Regions from separate parts of the Homo sapiens genome. Here region 1 is linked to region 2. A link is an interaction called in ENCODE POLR2A ChIA-PET data of the cell type or tissue named here. Cell type or tissue: CD4-positive, alpha-beta T cell. All regions are shown on one strand. Each heading gives the region's core, and the rest is flanking DNA. Links, peaks and the distances in the headings are about the cores only. Region 1 has its middle 23 kb from the start of HECTD1. Region 2 overlaps HEATR5A (HEAT repeat containing 5A).

Region 1 (8,980 bases), core at 2,248-7,247, 81 kb after region 2:
GGATTACAGGCATGAGCCACCATGCCTGGCCCTCACTATTATTCTTATTGCTACATTGAACGATTGAACATTCAATTGTATTTGCAATCCTAGTTCAATTGTATTTGCAACTATTTTGACATTTTGCCAATTAGCTCATCTTCACTTCGTTTTCTCTGGGTTAAATATCATGTTCAAATTGTGAGAGAATATAAACATTAATTATTGAAATGTATAATATTTCTAATTATCACTGCTTGGTTCTTAAACATTGCACATTTCTGATAGCTGGGTAGAAAAAGGAGATGAAAGAAGCCAGAAAAACTCTGTCAAATATCATGTAGCTTCAGCAATACTTTTTTTTTGTTTGTTTTTTGAGAGGGAGTCTTGCCCTATCACTCAGGCTGGAGTGTAGTGGTGCTATCTCGGCTCACTGCAACCTCTGCCTCCCGGGTTCAAGCGATTCCTCTGCCTCAGCCTCCCAAGTAGCTGGGATTACAGGGGCCTGCCATTATGTCCAGCTAATTGTTTGTATTTTTAGTACAGATGGGGTTTCACCATGTTGGTCAGGCTGGTCTCGAACTCCTGACGATGTCAGGTGATCCACCCATCTCGGCCTCCCAAAGGGTTGGAATTTCAGGAGTGAGCCACTGTGCCCTGCCAGCAATACTATTTTAGTAACGATTGTTTTCATTGAGCAATTGATTTCACCTAGAGGGAATTCCTTCACTCTTCCAGACAGCAGGCTAGCATCAATCAGGGTCTCAGGTTCATTTTTCAGAAGGGTGGTTTTGCTTAGCAATCTCCCAAGTGATATTAATCGAGGGTGAATTTGAATAAGGGCAGTATCTCCCAGACTACTTGGGCTATATCTTTCGTGACTCCACTTGGCTTTCTATTTCTACCTTTTTATTGTTTCTCCAATCCTCATCTTTCAGCTTTTCTTTTCAACCAATCATTTCCCCCTACTTTTATTCTTTATGAACAGCTCTAGGCTTGGTGAGATTGCTGCTTCAAAGATAATTATTGTAAAGTCTGTGCTATGCAGGCCAATAGTTGCACGCAAAACAATTTTGAGTATGAAGGTCACAGACAAGGGCACTACTCAAAACTGAGAAGAAAACAGTCTACACTTGGCACAAACCATAACCGAACCCCAGTGTGCTGAAGGCATTTTGCCTTCACCTGCACCCGTTACATATCTAATTTTTGCTTTTAGTCAATAATCAGTGAAAATTTACTGCTAGTTTAATACAGATAATTGAGGTGGTCCCTAGACCCCACTTTAAGTGTGACTTCTTCCTCAAGTATTACCATTTTAAAGTAGTAGTGAAGTAAAGAACTTGGTCTTTCTATTGTCTTCCAGCAATACACATCACAGTGGGTCCCATACACAGGATCAGTAAGTGGATGTCTGCCCCACACTTCAAAGCTACCTAAATATAAACACACTAAAGAATACAGGAATATTTGCTGTATCATTTCTCTTAGGTTGCTGTTCCTGCTTTACCATAATGCTTCCCAAGTTTAGGATACTGAGGAGTTATCTGGGCTTCTTATTAAACTGCAGATTCCTGGACCTCACATCCAGAGGATCTGATTCAGTAGATCTCAAGTGGGGTCCAGGAATCTCTGAGTTTTGGAAACATCAGAACTGATTCTGATGCAGGTGGTCAGAAACCCTAGTGAGGTGGTTTTACTAGTACTTGGAAGCCGACCATCCTTATTGGTTCTCTTATTGGCCAATTATTTTTAAACTGTTTTAGTTTCTCCATTTTCAAAACTAAACAAATAAATCTGGTCAATCTGGTCAGACACCCTAGTGAGGTGGTTTTACTAGTACTTGGAAGCCGACCATCCTTATTGGTTCTATTATTGGCCAATTATTTTTAAACTGTTTTAGTTTCTCCATTTTCAAAACTAAACAAATAAATCTGGTCAATCTGATTCTTTGGGGTTAGGTAAAGATGAAAATGATTATGTTGACATTTGTTCCAGAGACAGACATCAATATGCTCAGTAAAGAGAATTGCCCATTTTTATTTTTATTATATATATATATATATATATATATATTTTTTTTTTTTTTTTTTTGAGACAGAATCTCATTCTGTCGCCCAGGCTGGAGTGCAGTGGCACAATCTCAGCTCACTGCAACCTCCGCCTACCCAGTTCAAGCGATTCTCTTGTCTCTGCCTCCAGAGTAGCTGGTATTACAGATGCATGCCACCAGGCCCGGCTAATTTTTGTATTTTTAGTAGAGATGGGGTTTCATCATATTAGTCAGGCTGGTCTCGAACTCCTGACCTCAGGTGATCCACCCGCCTTGGCCTCCCAAAGTGCTGGGATTATAGGCATGATCCACCACACCCGGCCAATTGCCCATTTTTAAATGAACGAGTGATTAAAACAACAATAACACACAAACAACAAACCAAAAACCAAATAACTGGGGAGAAGGAGGGAGGACTATGAAGTGGGAGGGTAACCCTTACATAGGTAAACCAGAGTCATCCCTCTTCAGGGTAAAGATTCTCTTGCCTAACCCCTAATACCATCATGCTGCAGAAAGCCATCAGAGTATAACTCCTCACTAAGCAAATGTTTCTCTGGTCTGTGGGCCAGCCCTGCCCAGTTGGGTGTGTCAAGCCTGATAATTTCTGGAGTAGAAACATAAGCTGAACATCAGAAACTAGCCTTGATAACACCGCAACTCACCTTAATTATTAAATTTTCCCAGAAAGGGCCAGGTGTAGTGGCCCCTGGCCACTTTGGGAGGCCGAGGTGGGAGGACTGCTTGAGCCCAGGATCTCAAGACCAGCCTGGGCGACATAGCAAGACTCCATTTCTACAAAAAAATAAAAAAATTATCCAGGCATAGTGGTTCATGCCTATAGTCCCAGCTACTTACGAGGCTGAGGTAGGAGGATCGCTTGTACCTGGGAGGCTGCTGTGAGACATGATCGCACCACTGCACTCCAGCCTGGGTGACAAAGTGAGACCTTGTCTCAAAATTAAAATGTTTTTTTTCCTAGGAAGAATCTATCCTTAGAAAAAATTTAAAACATGAAAAAATGCAATAAACAAAATATTTAGGCTAGTGATTATTCCTGTGAGGGAAGAGAGCTGGCTGCAACCAAAGAGAAGCACAGAGGGGACTTCTAAATTACAAGCAATATGTTATATTTCAAGTTGGAAGTGGGTACTCAGCTGTTCATTTTATTTACCTATTTCTTATTTTTTCTTCTTGTTATTATTATTATTTTTTTGAGACAGTCTTGCTCTGTCACCCAAGAGTGCAGTACAGTCACTGCTGGAGTGCAGTGGCATTGATCACAGCTCACTGCAGCCTCAAATTCCCAGGCTCAAGTAATACTCCTACGTCAGCCTCCTGAGTAGCTGGGACTACAGGCGCATGCCACCATGCTCAGCTAATTTTTAAAATTTTTTGTAGAGATGAGGTCTCACTATTTTGCCCAGGCTGGTCTTGGAACTCCTGGGCTCCAGCAATCCTGTCTCAGCCTCCCAAAGTGCTGGGATTACAGGCATTAGCCACTGCACCTGGACCATTTTATTATTTTTCTTTCTTTCTTCTTTCTTTCTTTTTTTTTTTTTTTTTTTTTTTTTTGAGATGGAGACTCACTCCGTTGCCCAGGCTGGAGTGCAGTGGTGCAATCTCAGCTCACTGCAACCTCCGCCTCCCAGGTTCAAGCCATTGTCGTGCTTCAGCCTTCCGAGTAGCTGGGACTACAAGTGTGTGCCACAATGCCTGGCTAATTTTTGTATTTATAGTAGAGATGAGGTTTCACCATTTTATTATTTTTCTTTAAGCTTTTCTTATATGCTTTATGCAAGCTTTATACTTAATATAAATCACCTTAAATTAAAACAATTTTTCGTAAGAAAAGCTGTATTTCAAGTTATGTTTATGTCAGTGTTATTTATAATAAAAACATAAAATGGAAATAGCCTATTTGTTGGAATAAAGTGAATGTTAGTTCAACCATATGGTGAATGGAATATTATTCAGTTATTTAAAATATTGTTAGGTAGCACCCTATAGAAAGAAATAATCTTACAAGTTACCAAAAATGATCACATGACAAAAATAACCATGTGATTACAACCATGAAAAACAGTTCAGATAATAAGAATGTATGCTACTGTGATATAGTTGGGTTTTAGCAAAAGGGATTATGAGTGTTTTTCTCCTTGCTTTGTTTTTCTAATTTCCTATAGTCTGTTTATGTTGTTTTTAATAATTAAAATTTTTGGGCCAGACACGGTTGCTCACGCCTGTATTCCCAGAACTTTGGGAGGTCAAGGTGGGTAGATCACTTGAGGTCAGGAGTTCGAGACCAGCCTGCCAACATGGTGAAACCCCGTCTCTACTAAAAATAAAAAAAATTAGCTGGGCGTGGTGGTGCACACCTGTAATCCCAGCTACTCAGAAGGCTGAGACAGGAGAATCACTTGAACCTGGGAGGTGGAGGTGGCAGTGAGCCGAGATAGTGCCACTGCACTCCAGCCTGGGCGACAGATCGAGGCTCTGTCTTAAAAAAATAATAATTACAACTTTTATTACGAAAAGAAAAAAAAGATTTCCCCAGAAACATGTTTTGATTTCACTATAAATTTAAATGGCCAGAAATCGTACCAGTTTATAAAGTTTTGTATAGGAGGGGAAGTTTTCACAGAGAACGTCCTTTTCTTGGATGTTTCTCAGTAACCTCTCAGCCTCTGCACCTCAGAGAACAAAGGTCTTTTGCTAAGATTCAAATTGTTTGCCAAAAAATTGAGTTTCCCCTCCTTTTGGTTCTTGCCATTGGCCAGCGTGCTTTTCTATCACCAGAGACCTCCAGTATCTCGCTCACACACATCTCACAGCAAGGAGCTGACTAATCCTAAGGCTGGCGGCTTGTTAGGCAACCTTTCACACAGTGCCTATTGCTACCCCATTGCACAATATATTTGACTGGGAATGATAAACCCGTGGTTTACATTTGACTCCAGTCACCTTGTTAGTGCCAGCAGCTTACGTGTGTAAATATCACCCACTGCCTTTAGAAAGACGTTGACAGTTGACATTGTGTTCCTGGCTCCGTAGTGTTGTGTAACACTGGGGAGGAGCAGAGGGGTGGGGAGAAAGAGCCTATAAGGAAGCATCAATCAGAAGCAAATGAGGATATGAACTTATAATCACTTCCAGCTTTATTTATGAAAGAAATGAAAAGCTGGACACTTATGGGTTGTAGCTTCAAATAAACTTAATATTAGAATTAAAGAACTAGAAGAAACAAATTAATCAACATTCAATATATTTCTATTAATCCATTGGTAATATATAAGTAAATCTTTGACAGAGGCACCACACTTTTTTCAGTGACTAAAATAGTTCAAATGGAGAACAGCCATTGCTGTATTATTACAAATTCTGTTGTAATTTCATGAATGTGACAATATAGAATGTATATGATAGAAGAAATCACTATGCAAAGAAGGTTCTGTGCTTAGTTTTTTGAGACTACAAGTCATTTCTTTACACACACACACACACACACACACACACACAAACCCTGTAGCTATGCCCAGGTTAGGGGGAAAGAGGAAGTGGGGAACCCTAAAAGAGAAGAGAATAAAGATTTCAATTATCATTTGTTCTAGGAATGAATACTATCTTACTCAGAGCTTTAAGTCTGTGAGAATATTCAGCCCATATAGTGCAGTACATTTACTGAGGTTAGATTAGTTATTTTTAGTGTCTTCCATGTCCCCTCTGTACACAGTGTGATACTAACAGTAACATAAAAGCCACCTGCAAATTTTGTTTGCTAATAAGATTCCAGACCATTAATGAAAGGACATAGGTTGATTTTGCTAAACAAAACAAAAACTCCAAGAATATCAAAAGCTTGTTTTGAGTGTGAAAGAAGAATAAAACAGATTTCATTTTTATTTGGTTACAAAGAATGTGTTTTTAAAAAGCTGGAAGAGAGTAAGGCAAAGGCTAACCACCCCTTGATAAAGTAGGATATCATAAGGAAAATTATGCAATGGTTAGTGAGATTGCAGAACACTCAATATAGCTAACTTTCCTCAAGATTGAGAAGGACAAAGTAAGTTCCTTAGAATGAGTATCTTTGTATAGTAAGTTTGAATCATACCAGTACATATTAACCAGGTCATTTACTACTTTGACTCACTCTTTTCATTAATATTCAGGAATTACTGTGGTCAAAACTTTATTAACCAACAAAACCTGAGTGTGGAAGGTGTTTCCAACTTGGACAGGAGCAAAAGGCCAAAACTCACCTATAATGAATCACCAACAACTACTTTAGTGTTCTAAGTGTAACTGATAGCCCTGCTAATATTCAATCCTTAAATGTTTATGATGAAGAATTTCACCTTTGGCACCTAGGTATACAGAAATCTTTTTCAACCTCATTTTACCAGGTGGTTGTTTTTTTTTAATGGGACCAGGGAAAATGGGTAAAATAGACTGTATAGATCATTGAGTTACATACTATTTATTGATTGATTGATTGAGAGGGAGTCTCGCTCTGTCACCCAGGCTGGAGTGCAGTGGCACCATCTCGGCTCACTACAACCTCTGCCTCCCAGGTTCAAGTGATTCTCCTGCCTTAGCCTCCCGAGTAGCTGGGACTACAGGCGTGCGCTACCACACCCATCTAATTTTTGTATTTTTAGCAGAGATGGGGATTCACCATGTTGGCCAGGCTGGTCTTGAACTCCTGAACTCAAGTGATCCGCCCACCTTGGCCTCCCAAAGTGCTGGGATTACAGGTGTGAGCCACTGTGCCTGGCTGAGTTACATACTTTAAATGATGGTGGTCCTGTCTCTTAAAAATGTATATCCAGGGCTGGGTGTGGTGGCTTACACCTGTAATCCCAGCACTTTGGGAGGCCGAGGTGGGCAGACTAAATAAATGGGAACACATTCTATGTTTATAAATTAGAAAATCTGATATTATTAAAACCTTAATACTTTTGAAATTGATCTATAAACTGAATGCAAGCCCTATAAAAATCAGCTGTCTTGTTTTATAACTAACATGCTAATCTTAAAATTTATTTTATTTTTATTTTATTTTATTTATTTATTTATTTATTTTGATACCGTGTCTCACTCTGTTGCCCAGGCTGGAGTGCAGTGGCGCCATCTCGGCTCACTGCAAGCTCCGCCTCCCAGGTTCACACCATTCTCCTGCCTCAGCCTCCCCAGTAGCTGGGACTACAGGCACCCGCCACCACGCCTGGCTAATTTTTTTTTTTTTTTTTTGTATTTTTAGAAGAGATGGGGTTTCACCGTGTTTGTCAGGATAGTCTCGATCTCCTGACCTCATGATCCGCCCGCCTCGGCCTCCCAAAGTGCTGGGATTACAGGTGTGAGCCACTGCGCCTGGCCTATTTATTTATTTTTTAAGACAGAGTCTTGCTGTGTCACCCAGGCTGGAATGCACTGGCGCAATCTCAGTTCACTACAACCTCTGCCTCCTGGGTTCAAGCAATTCTCCTGCCTCAGCCTCCCAAAGTGCTGGGATTACAGGCGTGAACCACTGCGCCCGGCCTAATCTTAAAATTTATATAGAAACGTAAGAAACCCAGAATGGCCACAGTAATTTTTATTTTATTTTATTTTTTGAGATGCAGTTTTGCTCTTGTTGCCCAGGTTGGAGTGCAATGGTGTGAACTCGGCTCACTGCAACTTCCATCTCCCGGGTTCAAGTGATTCTCCTGCCTCAGCCTCCCGAGTAGCTGGGATTACAGGTGCCTGCTACCATGCCTGGCTAATTTTTGTATTTTTGGCAGAGTCGGGTTTTCACCATGTCGACCAGGCTGGTCTCAAACTCCTGACCTCAGGTGATCCACACTCCTCAGCCTCTCAAATTGCTGGGATTACAGGCATGAGCCACCACGCCTGGCCATATTTTTTTTTTTTTTGAGATGGAGTCTTGCTCTGTTGCCCAGGTTGGAGTGCAGTGGCTCACTGCAACCTCTGCCTCCCAGGTTCAAGCAATTCTCCTGACTCAGCCTCCTGAATAGCTGGGATTACAGGCACCTGCCACCACACCCGGCTAATTTTTTGTATTTTTAGTCGAGCCGGGGTTTCACCATGTTGGCCAGGGTGGTCTCGAACTCCTGACCTCGTGATCTGCCTGCCTCAGCCTCCCAAAGTGCTGGGATTACAGGCATGAACCACCACGCCCAGCCCATGATAATTTTTAAAAGGAGAAAAAAAGAAAAAATGTTGGAGGATTCACACTGCCTGATTTCAAAACACACTACAAAGCCACAGTAATCAAGTCATGGAGCTACTGGCATATGGATGGAAATACAGATCAATGAAACCAAATTGAGAATCCTGATAAACCTTTACATTTATGGGCACCTGAGTTTCAACAAGAGCGCCATGGAAATTCATGAGGTAAGAAGAGTCATTTCAACAAATGGTGCTGAAATGATCAGGTATCCATTTATTCATTTCTTTAATCCAAAAAAGGATAATAAAGTTGGATTCCTGCCTTACAACATAAACAAAAATTAATTCAAAATGGATCCTAAGCCTAAATGTACAATCTAAAATGATAAAACTCAGAAGAAAACACAGATGTATTTTTTGAGATGGAGTCTCACTCTGTCACCCAGGCTGGAGTGCGGTGGCATGATCTCGGCTCACTGCAACCTCCGGCTCCTGGGTTCAAGCGATTTTTCTGCCTCAGCTTCCCGAGTAGCTGGGATTACAGGCACGTGCCACCATGCCTGGCCAATTTTTCTATTTTTAGTAGAGATGGGGTTTGGCCATGTTGACCAGGCTGGTCGCGAACTCCTGGCCTCAGGTGATCCACCCGCCTCAGACTTCCGAAGTGCTAGGATTACAGGTGTGAGCCACCACACTCGGCAGAAAACACAGATGTAAATTTCCATGCTCTTGGATGAGGCAGTGGTTCCTTACATGCCAAAAGCACATGTGACAAAA
Region 2 (8,980 bases), core at 1,941-6,940:
TTATTTTATTTTCCAAGGATAAAGAAATCTTACAGTAAGATGCTTATTTACTTTCCTAATAAAGGAGAAAGCTATAGTATTTTTTAATTTACTATGCAATGTTTAAGCATTTGCAAAAGTAGACCTAATAGTATTTATAATGAATCTACATATACCCATCACCTGGCTTCAGCAGTTACCAAACATGACCAATCTTGGTTCACATATAATTTTTTTGTAGACAGAGTCTTGCTCTGTTGACGAGGCTGGGGTACAAATGGAGCAATCTCAGCTCACTGCAGCCTCCACCTCCCAGTTTCAAGTGATTCTCGTGTCTCAACCTCCCAAGTAGCTGGGACTACAGGTATGCATCACCACGCCCAGCTAAGTTTTGTATTTTTAGTAGAGATGGGGTTTCATCGTGTTGGCCAGGTTGGTCCTGAACTCCTGACCTCAAGTGATCCACTCTCCTCTGCCTCTTAAAGTGCTCGGATCACAAGCATGAGCCACCACGCCTGGCCCAGTTCACATACCATTTTAATGAAGGTATGTAATCTCAGATTTCATCTAAGAGATTAACCAACATGTACAAAAGGGTTTCCTCCAGTAGAGGTATTTTAAACCTGAAAGTTGTAGAATCTTTATTTTTGTCATTATTTAGCACAACCTTCATTAGGAAGTAGTTGTGCCTAGATTCAATAAACTGGGTCTGGCCAGGTGCAGTGGCTCATGCTTGTAATCCCAACACTTTAGGAGCCCAAGGCAAGAGGATTACTTGAGGCCAGGAGTTCAAGATCAGCCTGGGCAACATACTGAGACCCCATCTCTATATAAAATTTTAAAAATAAATAAATTAGGCCGGCACGGTAGCTCACACCTGTAATCCCAGCACTTTGGGAGGCCAAGGTGGGCGGATCATCTGAGTTCAGGAGTTCGAGACCAGCCTGACCAACATGGAGAAACCCCGTCTCTACTAAAAATAAAAAAAAAATTAGCCAGGCGTGGTGGCATATGCCTGTAAATCCCAGCTACTCGGAAGGCTGAGGCAGGAGAATTGCTTGAACCCGGGAGGCAGAGGTTGCAGTGAGCCAAGATCGCACCATCCAGCTTGGGGAACAAGAGCGAAACTCCATCTCAAAGAAAAGAAAATAAATAAATAAAATAACCTCAGCGCGGTGGCTCACGCCTATAATCCCAGCACTTTGGGAGGCTGAGGCGGGCAGATCACTTGAGGTCAGGAGTTCAAGACCAGCCTGGTCAACGTGGTGAAACCCCATCTCTACTAAAAATACAAAAACCAGCCAGGCATGGTGGTGCGCACCTGTAATCCCAGCTACTTGGGAAGCTGAGGCAGGAGAATTGCTTGAACCTGGGAGGCGGAGGTTGCAGTGAGCTGAGATGGCACCACTGCACTCCAGCCTGGGTGACAGGGTGAGACTTCTTCTCAAAAAAATAAAAATAAAATAAAATAGACTGAATCTACATCTCTGTGCTTTTGCTTAAGCCTGTTACCTCCTCATATTATTTCTTCAATAAAGATAAATAATGACTGACCAATATATATCTGGGAAGTCTGGGGCAATACCATAGAATCTATAATCAAACACATTAATGTTTGAATATTTATACTGTGTTGTGTATATAGATTTAAATGGCCTCACATAAGTTCATCAGTTTTCCACCAGATTAGTTTGCCAAAAACTTAGGTTTTTTCAGAGCTTTTTGGATTTTAGAGTTGTAGATAAAGGGATAGTGCATGTTATACACTGTGTTGCTTACTTTAACATTCTATAATCCATATTAAATCTATTTGTGTACACTTTTTATAGAGCTTTAGTGATACATTTGAATGAAAATATATTCAGTATTTCAGTTAAGAGATGGCTACCTGTAGCTGTATGTTAAGATGGATTATTAGGCCATACCAGGCTTAGTGAGAAAGAGTGCCGTGATATAATATTATGATTGTAAATGTGAGAAGTGGCATCATATTTACCAGATATTTGTTATCCCTAATGCATCTCATTGAAGATAGTATTTTTGACTCTTTCTACCCCAGTTTTCTGTGTGTAGTTACACAGACAGGCCTTCTTGATATCACAGTGCATTTCAAGTCCAGTATGCTCAAAGGTAAGTCTGCCTCTTCAGGAAGATATAAAAATTTTATAGCACCTTTTCAGCAGATAAAAGATTTTCCTGTTTTTAAATTAACCTTTAACAGGTCTACATAATTGCTGTGCAAAGACATAAAAACCACAGACAACCTTTGAAGACTACCACCTGTTTAGAAGACGGTATCAGAAATGGATCATGTTCATCAGATGGACTGCTTGACTTAGTCTATGCAGATCTTGGCACACTAAGCAGACTCTGGCTTGCTGCACTTCAGGATTTTGCTCTTTTAACTTTGCCTTCAGAATTTGCCTCCCAACTTCCTGCTGAAGGTAAGGAGATAAAATACTTAGATAATTCCTAGAGTGACAGTAACACATTTTCTTTTCTTTTTTTTTGTTTTTGACAGGGTCTTACTTTGTTTCCCAGGCTGGAGTGCCATGGTGCAATTTTGGCTCACTGCAACCTCTGCCTCCTGGGCTCAGGCGATCCTCCCACCTCAGCCTCCCAAGTAGCAAGGACTACAGGCACACACCACCACGCCTAGCTAATTTTTGTATCTTTTGTAGAGATGGGGTTTTGCCTTGTTGCCAGGCTGTTCTCAAACTTCTGTAATCCCAGCAGTTCGGGAAGCTGAGGCAGGCAGATCACTTGAGGTCCTGAGTTCGAGACCAGCATGGCCAACATGGTGAAACCCCATTTCTACTAAAAACACAAAAGTTAGCCAAGTGTTGTGGTGAGTGCCTGTAATCCCTGCAACTCGGGAGGCTGAGGCAGGAGGATTGCTTGAACCCGGGAGGCTGAAGTTGCAGTGAGCTGAGATCGTGCCACTGCACTCCAGCCTAGGTGACAAGAGTGAGACTCTGTCTCAAAAAAAAAAAAAAAGGACACACCCACCAGCAACTTGTTTTCATTTCTCCACACTGTATTATCATACTTAATAATTTTTGCCAATCTGATGGCTATGAAATATTTCATTGTTTTATTTTCTTATTTCCTTGATTAAGAATCTTTAAGTTGTTTCTTCCATAAATAATGTAGTCATAATCTTTGCCCATCTGCTATTTGGTATTTATTTTGTTGTAAGATACAATGAATCTTTCTGAGTTTCTCTTCAAAAGATTTAGCCTTTAACTTCCTTACCCTTTGTTCTCAAACTCAACTTTCTTGTTTCTCCTTGCCTCTACTTACTGTAAACAGCCTACCCTCTCCCTGTCAGTTTTAATTGATAACTCACATCTGTTCCTTTGGTTACCTGTACCCATTGTCCTCCCGAAACTGCACGTCCCACATGCTCCACCACTGGACCTCACGTCCCCCTCCCTTCCATATTTAGAAAAATATATACAAGTGGCCATTCGGGTCAGCTCAGATTGTGCAGTCCACAGCCCATGGGGGAAGAACACAGAGATACAGATCACATTAGGATATAAAAACCCCCTTGTCTCCTTTGTTTGGTGTGCACTTGCGATCTTGATTGATGCGAGTGACACCCTTTTGCAAAAGTAAATTGCCTTGCTGAGGAAATTAAAATTATATCCGAGTGCTGTTTCTTTTGCAGCATCAGAAATTCATTTATAACAATTGTTTTCTTCCTGATTGTTTAATCTTTTTTATATATATATATATACACAACACTATTCGTTTGTGGTTGCATGTCTTGTAAGTATTTTCTCTCAGTCTGTAACTTGTCCTTTTCTTTTACCTTTTTTAAACTAATATAAGCTGGGTGTGATGTAGTACACCTATAGTCCCAGCTACTCAGAAGGCTGATGTGGGAAGATCTCATGAGCCCAGGAGTTGGAGGCTGCAGGCAGCTATCATCGTGCCACTGTACTCCAGCCTGGGTGACAGAGCAAGTCCCTCTCTAAAAAAAAAAAATTAAAAGAATGTAATCAGTCAGTCATTTATGGTTTGTGTTTTTGTATGTTACCGCATACATTTTTAAACTTAAGATCATAAAGACATACAAGCTTTACAGTTTTGCCTTTTACATTTTGAACTTTGGTAAAACTGGAATTTATTTTGTGTGTGTGGAAATAGGGATAGGGTTCTTATTTTTAATCAGTTACTAGTACTGCATTTTATGGGTTGGTTACTTTGTAGCCGCTCTTAATCTTCTTCATGTTATTCCAAAATGTCTTAGCTATCATTGTATTTTTACTTTTTGATATGAATTTTAGGATGAGCCTGTAAAGTTCTACTAGTTTTGTGTGTGTGTATTTGGTTGGTTGGTTGGTTGGTTGGTTGGTTGGTTGGTTGGTTGGTTGGTTGGTTGGTTTTTAGAGACAGGGTGTTGCTGGGTTGCCCAGGCTGGAGTACAATGACTGTTCACAGGAGCAATCATAGTGCACTACAGCTGGGCTCAAGTGATCCTGCCACCTCACCCTCCTAAGCATCTGGGACTATGGTGTACACTATGGTGGCCAGCCTAGTTCTATTAGAATTTTCATTGGAATTATACACAAAAAGATATATGGAGTGTTTGTTGTACTTTTCAGTAGCATAAAAATGGAAACAACATGAAAATAAACTGATTTATTTACACAACAGAAAAATGAATGACAGACATATAGCAACTGTAAGTAAATCTTAAAAACATAATGTTAAGTGGAAAAAAAATTATTTATTTATTTACTTATTTATTTATTTATTTATTTGAGGTGGAGTCTTGCTCTGTGGCCCATTCTGGAGGGCAGTGGCTTGATCTCGGCTCACTGCAACCTCCACCTCCTGGGTTCAAGCAATTCTCCTGCCTCAGCCTCCCAAGTAGCTAGGACTACAGGCGTGCACTACCACGCCCAGCTAATTTTTGTATTTTTAGTAGAGACAGGGTTTCTCCATGTTAGCCAGGCTGGTCTCGAGTTCCTGACCTCAGGTGATCTGCCTGCCTCAGCCTCCCACAGTGCTGGGATTACAGGCATGAGCCACTGTGCCTGGCCAAAAAAAATAAAGGATGCATGTAAGCCAGGCACAGTGGTGCATGCTGGTAGTCTCAGCTACTCAGGAGGCTGAGGTGGGAGGGTCACTTGAGCTCAGGAGTTCAGGGCCAACCTGGACAACATAGTGAAACCCCATCTACACAAAGAAAAAAAAGGATACATACAGTATGATGCCTTTTAAGTAAACGTTTAAACACAAAAAAAAATAGCGTATGTTATTAATGAATACATACATTATTGTGAAAGTATAAGACCATATCTAGGAGTCATTCTTACTGGCTTCAGGAAAGTAGTCATGGAAGGAGGGGCAAGAATTAGTGGTATTAACAGTTTTAGGTTTTTTAAGCAAAAAAATGGCCAGGCGCGGTGGCTCACACCTGTAATCCCAGCACTTTGGGAGGCTGAAGTGGGCAGATTGCCTGAGCCCAGAAGTTCAAGACCAACCTGGGCAACATGGTGAAACCCCATCTCTACTAAAATACAAAAAATTAGCTGGGCGTGGTGGTGCACACCTGTGGTCCCAGCTACTCAGGAGGCTGAGGCGGGAGAATCGCTTGAACCCAGAAGTCAGAGGTTGGCAGTGAGCCGACATCACGCCACTGCAGTGAGACTGTCTGAAAAAAAAAAGAAAAAAATTAAGAGAGATTTAAGAAAATCAGGGAAAATGTTAATGTTCATCTTGGAAGTCGGTAAATGGGTATTGGTATTTATTTTAATCACACATATACACATATTTTGTTTTAAAATGTTTATGATTAAATTATAAAAAGTTACTAATTAGGCTGAAAACTTTTTATGAAGTTAAAAGTAGATCAGCCCTATGACCTATCAGTTGTACTCCCAGTAAAAATAAGAACATTGATAACAAAATACTGATAACACAGCAGCATGAATGAATCTCTAAAAATGTTGTTAGGTTATTTTGTTAACAATATATTAGTCACAAATAAGTACATATGTATATGTGATTCTATTTATATGAAGTTCAAGAATAGGCAGAACTAATCTGTGCTGATAAAAACTAGAAAGTAGTTGCCTTAGGGTATAGGGAACTGACTGAAAAAGGGTACAAGGGAACTTTCGGAGTGATGGAAATGGTCTATATCTTGTAACAGAAAAAAGAGAAAATATATTGGAAGTTAATCTCTTATTTTTCCTGAAACTGTTTGCTTTAGGTGGTGCTTTCTACACAGCAGAGACTAGTGAAAATGCAAAATTGCATTATTACAACTCCTGGGCACTTATCCTCCATGCTACAGCATTGTGGCTTACAAGCACGGGTTTTGTTGTTGCTGACCCAGATGAAGGAGCATCTAATCTCTCCAGGCCTGTAACACCAACTTCCATGTGTCAGGGTTCATCATCTGGGGCTACCATAAAGTCCCCTGAGGATGTCTACACTGATAGATTCCATCTTATTTTAGGTCAGTTAAACCACTTTTACAAGTTTACAACCTTAGGGGTTTTTTGTTTTTTTTTTTTTGAGATGGAGTTTTGCTCTTTCACCCAGGCTGGAGTACAGTGGCACGATTTCAACTCAAGCTCACAATTATTGTCAACTGAAAATAAAAATATAAATAAATTACTTAAGCTCTCTGCTCATTTATGTCAGAATTAGTGTCAATAATAGTGCCTACTTTGTCAACTATTACGAGAATTTAATAAAAAGATGTATGTCAAAGCACAGTGATACTTGGTAATCACCCAGTAAATTTTAGCCAAAGTAAAGTTATGAAACTCCATATGTTTTCCGGTGCAATTTTATTGTAATTTTTGCAGCTTTGAACTGTTTCATAGCAACTAAGCAACTAGTGCACAAGCCTAGTTTAGATTTTTTTTTTTTTTTTTTTTAGACAGAGTTTTGCTCTTGTTGCCCAGGCTGGAGTGCAATGGAGCGATCTCGGCTCACCGCAACCTCTGCCTCCTGGGTTCAAACAATTCACCTGCCTCAGCCTCCTGAGTAGCTAGGATTACAGGCATGCGCCACCATGCCCAGCTAATTTTGTATTTTTAGTCGAGACGGGGTTTCTCCATGTTGGTCAGGCTGGTCTCAAACTCCTGACCTCAGATGATCCGCCCACCTTGGCCTCCCAAAGTGCTGGGATTACAGGTGTGAGCCACCATGCCCGGCATAGATTATTTTTTTTGTACATGTAGATAGAAACAGACTATTAAGTGACTTGTCATTTAATTGTTTAGTCTTAAATTCATTGTGATTTATTTGTATTACCTTTTTACTGTTTGTTTATATATCTTACCAAAATATAAGATTAATTACTTAATTTCATAAACTAATAATTTGAAAGAAGCCTCCTCCTCTTTTTTTGCTTTCCACAGGAATCAGCGTGGAATTTCTATGTTCCTTACGTTCAGATGCAACCATGGAAAGCATAACTGCTTGTTTACATGCATTGCAAGCACTTCTAGATGTACCTTGGCCCAGATCAAAAATTGGCAGTGATCAGGTGATTTATCTGGGGTTTTTTTTGTAAGGCTTCTGTAGTCTTTAAGGAAGAGAAACATGTTCAGGTTTCTATAGTTAACAGAAAGTAAACACACAGAAATTTTTTTTCTAAACCATACAGCCTCACAGCTAGGCCTTGGAACCAGAATGCCATAAGCATATGTGTTGACCCAAAAACAATCATGCCTCTTACTCTGCCGCTTTTCTGTCTCTGCTTCTTTCTGCAATGATGGGAGGGTTCTATATTGCATTGTCCAGGACAGTAGCCACTAATTACATGTGGCATTTATTCTTTGTCTCTTTTTGCTTCTGCATACCCTGCTTTTTGTGTATATACCTGTATCTTATATTCCATTCCCCAAGAGAGAATCTAATGGGTTCATGTAGTTACAGTCCATTACAAAGTATTCCTGTTGGCTAAGTTCTCCCCCCAGGTCTTTTTAAGAGATTGCTGGCTAGCCTACAGGTGGAGTCAGGTACTAATATCTGACTTGGGTGTGGCCATGGGAAAAGGGTTCCTGTACAAAGTATGGTACTTCTCTTTGAGTGCTTTTCTCAAGGGCAAGTATGCATTGGGCAGATACTTTTGATATCAAGTTTTATCAAGTAGATTACTTTTGTTATTGACTCTTGGATGTTAAGATAAGTGAGTAGTATAATTTCCTCTGCAAAGACTGTCTATTATTTAAGTGTTTAATACTAACTTTTATTAGGTTTAAAGCATTAATCAGATTGAGACAGGGTTTCACCATGTTGGCCAGGCTTGATCTCGAACTCCTGGCCTCAAGTAATCCACTCACCTCAGCCTCCCAAAGTGCTGGGATTGCAGGCATGAGCCACTGTGCCCGGCCTCTGGAGTTGATTTAAAATGGAGCGTTACTTAACTTTATTGCACTAAAGCAATTTGTTACATTCTGTTTTTCTGAATTTTGTCATGGCATTTAGCATTGGTATTTTTTACAAAAGAAATGTATAATTTCTAATACAGTGTCCTGTACATGATTTCCATGATAGGACTTGGGTATAGAATTGCTGAATGTTCTACATCGAGTAATTTTAACCAGAGAATCACCTTCCATTCAGTTGGCTTCACTTGAAGTGGTAAGGCAGATTATCTGTGCTGCTCAAGAACATGTGAAGGAAAAAAGACGAAGTGCAGAAGGTAAATGTTAACCTTTAATGCCGAGTTGATCAAATAGCATCATTCTTTTGTAAAGTATTATTTAATGTATCTATATAGTTTTGATAATCTTTTGTGTGTGGTACAAATAAAACATGTCTAGGCATGGCCTTATTTTACTTTTTGTGCTCTACACATTGAGAGAAACTTCCCTAGTAATGAACTATAGAAATGATCCCTGAAAGTAGAGTCTTTAGGCATGGCTTTATTTATTTATTTATTTATTTAGTGAGACAAGGTCTCACTCCAGTTGCCCAAGCTGGAGTGCATTGGCACGATCTCGCCTCACTGCAGCCTCAACCT

What was found. Peaks named below come from ENCODE experiments on the same cell type or tissue, not always from the same donor. Only the 100,000 strongest peaks of a DNase experiment are listed, where the experiment ranks them.
Region 1: POLR2A ChIA-PET joins it to region 2 with 13 read pairs; 6 of 35 experiments call an interaction of 5 or more read pairs at or near these places.

The regions. Positions count from the first base shown.
Region 1 is chr14:31,225,864-31,234,843 of GRCh38, reverse strand. No RefSeq gene overlaps it. Among named protein-coding and RNA genes, the nearest start is that of HECTD1, 23 kb to the right of the region's middle. In CD4-positive, alpha-beta T cell, for the core only: no CTCF peak of the experiment used is centred there; a DNase peak (open chromatin) is centred at 4,963.
Region 2 is chr14:31,306,411-31,315,390 of GRCh38, reverse strand. It overlaps HEATR5A (HEAT repeat containing 5A), which reads left to right. Exons shown (of 36, transcript NM_015473.4): 28 at 2,201-2,423; 29 at 6,209-6,457; 30 at 7,371-7,498; 31 at 8,512-8,659. It also overlaps the pseudogene LOC124903438. Among named protein-coding and RNA genes, the nearest start is that of HECTD1, 100 kb to the right of the region's middle. In CD4-positive, alpha-beta T cell, for the core only: no CTCF peak of the experiment used is centred there; no DNase peak of the experiment used is centred there.